Regions from separate parts of the Mus musculus genome. Here region 2 is linked to region 1. A link is a loop called in an ENCODE intact Hi-C map of the cell type or tissue named here. Cell type or tissue: gastrocnemius. All regions are shown on one strand.

Region 1 (2,500 bases):
CTTTAACTTGGTACAATAGCAGTTGGGCCACTTTTGACAAACATCTAAGGAAAATTACTGGAATATAAAACCCCGGACTTGTTTTTATTGAATATCTACCATGGACAAGCTATGATGCAACATCTGAAGAGGAAAATGAATCAGGTACCACTTCTTCCCTCCAGAAATTTACAGTATAACTGGGGATTTTTATATAACAGAACAAATACAAGTGTCACAAAAGAGGCACCGAGTCCGCCGGTGGTGGCCCACGCCTTTAACTTGGGAGGCAGAGGCAGGTGGATTTCTGGGTTTGAGGCCTTCCTGGTCTACAAAGTGAGCTCCAGGACAGCCAGGGCTACACAGAGAAATCCTGTCTTGAAAAACCAAAACAAAACAAAACAAAAAACAAAAACAAAAACAAAAACAAAAACAAACAAACAAAAAAGGCACCTATGGGGTGTAGGCAAGACAGCAACCCTGCTCACGTAGGAGTAGGAGTGTTCCTGAGAAATCCTCCAAGGAGATCAAGCCAGACCAGTTACACCTTCAGTGAGGCCTAAAGGGCAGCAGGTACCTCCATCATCACTATTTACGTGTATTTATTTTTTGTGCAGGGACCATGTGGCCAGTGCTATACAAACCCTTGAGCAACATTGGCTTCATTCATTCCTCACAATAATTAAACAAAACAAAACATGGTCTCATGTCAGGCTGGCCTCAAACTGTCTATGTAGTCAACCATGACCTTGACCTTCTGATTCTCCTGCCTCACAAATCACCAAATCTGGTTCAGGTGGCACGAGGGATTGATCCCAGGACTTTGTACAAGCTAGACAAGAACTCTTATCTATCGGGCTACATCCCCAGCCTTCACAATAACATCCATCAAGGTAGGTCCCATCATTCCCATTCCACAGATGGAAGGTGCAGAGAGATTAAGTACATTACTCAAAATTAACTAAATTAAGCACAACCTTAAAAGCCACAGTGAAGGAACCAGAAATCAAAAGCTGAACTCTCACATCGGGAGCTTCTCTACCTATGACTACTCAACTCTGCTTGAGAGACTCTTCCAGAGCCTGGATTAAAGTGCTCTCTCCTGCCCCCTTGTGTCAGACATGTTTCAGTCTTTGATCTTCCAGTCCCTAGAGCCCAAGCAGATCTTCCTCAGGTTGGTAGGAGGTTCTGATTGGGTAGCCATTTCAATAAAGAACAGTTTATTGTTACCCTCTTCAAGCAGCTCAGTGTCTTAGTACGGTAAAAATGATTGTGATTTCTGATAACTACTCTTTGAGATCCCGGGGATTGTGGGAATGAGGAGAGAAGTAAATGGTTGTATTTTAGGTAAAAGAACCTTGGGACACTCCTCAAAGCATGCAGTGATGTCGATGGTTCTGCACGCAGCAGAAGCCATTAGTCCCTTCTCCTAACAACTGTCAAGAGACTGGCTCTTAACGGCAAGTCTAAAACTGACAAATGTGCCAGTCTGACTTCTTAGCCACTGTATTAATTACTTTTCTTGTCCCTACTGAGAAATACATGATAGAAACCGAAGGGGGGAAGGATTTGTTTTGGCTCATGGAATAAAGGAGTAGAGTCCATGGAGAAGAGGAAAGAGTGGCTGGGATCAGCCTGGTCTGGGCTTGCTGGAGCTTGTGCTACGGTTCCTCATATCCTTCCAGGTCAGAAAGCAGAGGGCTCAGGCTAGAATTGTGCTGGACGATAATAACCCTTAGCCAACCTTAAGACCTGTTATCTGTGTTGTGTGCCCCCCAAACCACACAACTTCTCAAGAGACACTACCAACTGAGCACCTAGTGTGTAAATATACAAACCTGGGGGGGGTGCATTTCACATTCAATCCACAGCCCTGACCCCAGAGGCCCATGGCTACCTCATGATACAAGGTGCATTTTACAACTGGGAAAGTCCCTAACATCTTTTTATTTATTTATTTATTTTACTTTGAGAGATTGATTTTATTAAAGTTTTTGCTTGTCTGAAAATCATTAAAAAAAAAAAGTACACTGTTACTGTCTTCAGACACACCAGCAGAGGGCATCAGATCTCATTACAGATGGTTGTAAGCCACCTTGTGGTTGCTGGGAATTGAACTCAGGACCTCTGGAAGAGCAGTCAGTGCTCTTAACCACTGAGCCATTTCCCCAGCCCCCCCTACCCCCTAACATCTTAAGGGTTCCAACACTGATCGAAATCCAAAATCTTGGGGCTGGAGAGATGTGAGATTTTTCTTTAATAGTACTAATACCTGTATGAATTATCACAGCTTTTCCCACACTTGCTTTGACCACAACTGTATTCATGTCCCTTTCCCTGCCAAACTATATACTTTTCAAATATTTCCCCTCAGCTTTCAGCTGTCTATTGCTGTAATATGGGCTAAAAGCAGGGACAGTAACCGCCACAGTCTGAACACTTCTGACTAGAGATTTTCTTCACCAAACACATTAGTATATTGCTCTTTAATTCAGCCTCATTTTGACTTTCAGGACACAGA
Region 2 (2,500 bases), 55 kb before region 1:
GCACAAGGCTGGAGCGCGAGGCCAAAGCTAGAATCGCCCTCGGAATTTCAGATCGTCAGCGCAGGACTCCATCCCCTGACCAAGCACTGGGTGGGTGGTCCCAAATCTCCACTTCTCCCTGCTACGCTGTTTCCATCCTTAAGGTTTTGACCATTAACGGCACTCGCGCATTTTGTGTATAGGAGTTTTGTGGACCCCACAATGTCTCCTCCTCTCAGTGTCAGGATTAAGGTCAGTATTGTGGGCAGACGCTCGGTGCCAAGGAGCAGAATCAACTGACATTGGTCAGAGGTCCTAACACTGTGTACGCTTCTAAACTAAGTTAATGTTTAGCTTAGCGAATGAGTACAATGAAATCGACAGTTCTCCATTTGTCCTATTGTACAGAACACGTCCCAAAGAAATGCACTAAGGGAGTGTGCAAGATGCTTTGGAGCTGACCTCAAATTACAATAAAATGTTAATACTTTGGATTTGTAATGTTCTTTCTTCAAAGAACATTTTTGTCATTCGGTGTGTCGTTTTTTGTTGTTACTGTTTGTTTTAGCTTTTTAATTCAGGCCATAAAATAGGAAATAGGAAAGAACCCAGGAAGAGACAGAGAGAAGGGAAACATTTCAGCTGTGGTCCTAGTGGAAATTCTTGGTCCTTTCCAGGACTTAGAGCCCTGTGTCCCTTTGAGGTAGATATGGCAGAGATCTTGGCGTGGTGGAAAGACATGGAAAGTACAATTAGAGGACTGAGGCAAGAGATCTGGGCCTCATTTCCTCATCTGAGGTTATAAAGACAGAATGAAGCAATGAATGGACTCATCTTCACAAGCCATTGGATGTACAGTGAAAAAGCTTCAGTCAATTAATTGAGACGTCTTCGAATTGTTCATGATTCATGTGCTGTAGTTGAGAACTGGATGATGGGGGGGGGGGCTCCAGACCTGTGAGCAGGACATGGGGGAGAGGTCTGAAGGGCGTATACCCTTAACTACTGTTATGGTTGAATTGCCTTCTCCCCACTCATTTGTCGAAGGCCTAGTGTCCCTTGTGACTATATCTGGAGACAGCAGGATACTAAAAGATTTAATGAGGTCAGTGAGGGTGGGGCCCTTATCTAACAGGACTGTGGACTTTCAAGAGAGAGCTCTGCCAAGGGAGAACAGAAGAAACCAGCTCTCCGTGAGCCATGGAAGGCTCACCCGGGTGCATCCCGCTAGCATCCTGATGGCAGTCTTCCAGCATCCAGAACCAACCGTGAGAGATAACTTTCTCTGTATACTACTTCATGATGGCTACCAGTGCCGACTAAGACAAAAAAGTCTTCCCTCAGAGCTAAATGCCCCTCCCGACCACCTCCACCACCTGGCTTTTGCTCAGCACTTCCACCCGTCGTCCTTGTCGTCGTCTCATTTTTAATTCATAACCGTGAGAGCTGGAATTGGCAAGATTTATTTTTAAATGAAGAAATTAAGACTAAGAAAGACTAAATGACTGGAAGTCAGACTGAAGGAGCAAACCAGGACCTGAGTTGCCCCAGACAACAGCCAGAGTCAGTCCTAAGTCGATACCAAATTCTGAGGGTAGAAAGATGAATGTGGTTTAGGTGTAGGGAGGGCACAGGCAGGTCAGGAAAAGAAACACGTGAACAACTGATCGCAGAGATGTCTTCTGGGGGTGAATTGATTCACCAAGTATGAGGGGCGGTCAGTTCTGGTGGAGAGAGCAGAGAAATACATCTTTGAAGGGAGCCGTGAGTGTTGCTGAAGTTAAAAGCTACCTGGAGAGAAGGGCAGATAGAGCTCAGATGCCGTTGGAGATAGGCTCTCCATTCCCCTGCCAGAGATTCTGCTGGCCTCCCATGGGCTCTGGTCAACTGGGAGAATTAAACTTAGAGAGCAAGGCAGAGTCCTAAAGGAGCTGTGTCCCTAAGGAAACAATAGGAAACTCTTCAATTAGGCTCATATTCACACTTGTATAGTAAATTGCCTTTGTTTGTTAGACCTGGGGGGGGGGGGAGGGCTCTCATAAGGATACATTTATTACAGCTCTACCCGTTTGTAAGTAAATGAAACATGCCTTAATTAAAAGGTTAAAAGCTGTACACCATTGGCTAGCAAGGTCCTGCCCCTTGGTCAGTGTTTTTTTTATCAGAATCCCTGCTCTCCAGAGGCACAGAGTTCCTGGACTGAGGACGTGATCATCCCTAGCAATAGGAATGCAGATAATGACCTTCATTAATGAAGGAACAAACATCTGTCCCCTTTCGGGAGCTACAGTACAAGTTCTTACTGTTAGAGTCGGGTGGGAAGATTCGCCTATCTTCTGTGTTCTTTGTGGGTGCAATTTGCATACTTGTGTTTATCACGGCTTTCATCCACTCTAGTTTTCGAGGATTTATCACATCGAAAGGCTCAAATACCCTCTCTAGGGGAGGGACTACAGGTTCTGAGAGACATAGGCCCAGCAGGGATGTTTGTACTTTAGAGCCCCTCTCCCAGAAACTGAGT

What was found. Hi-C counts contacts between places; a loop is a spot of excess contacts. Peaks named below come from ENCODE experiments on the same cell type or tissue, not always from the same donor. Only the 100,000 strongest peaks of a DNase experiment are listed, where the experiment ranks them.
Region 2: a loop joins it to region 1, with 1.9 times the contacts of the local background. A loop is called at or near these places in 12 of 42 quality-filtered maps.

The regions. Positions count from the first base shown.
Region 1 is chr1:155,139,205-155,141,704 of GRCm38, forward strand. All of the region lies in intron 1 of Mr1 (major histocompatibility complex, class I-related), which reads right to left. Among named protein-coding and RNA genes, the nearest start is that of Mr1, 6.4 kb to the right of the region's middle. In gastrocnemius, a CTCF peak has its summit at 1,114 (motif pointing left); a DNase peak (open chromatin) is centred at 1,083; H3K27ac peaks cover 266 bases.
Region 2 is chr1:155,083,882-155,086,381 of GRCm38, forward strand. No RefSeq gene overlaps it. Among named protein-coding and RNA genes, the nearest start is that of Gm9530, 1.9 kb to the left of the region's middle. In gastrocnemius, no CTCF peak of the experiment used is centred here; a DNase peak (open chromatin) is centred at 1,230; H3K4me3 peaks cover 495 bases; H3K27ac peaks cover 1,488 bases.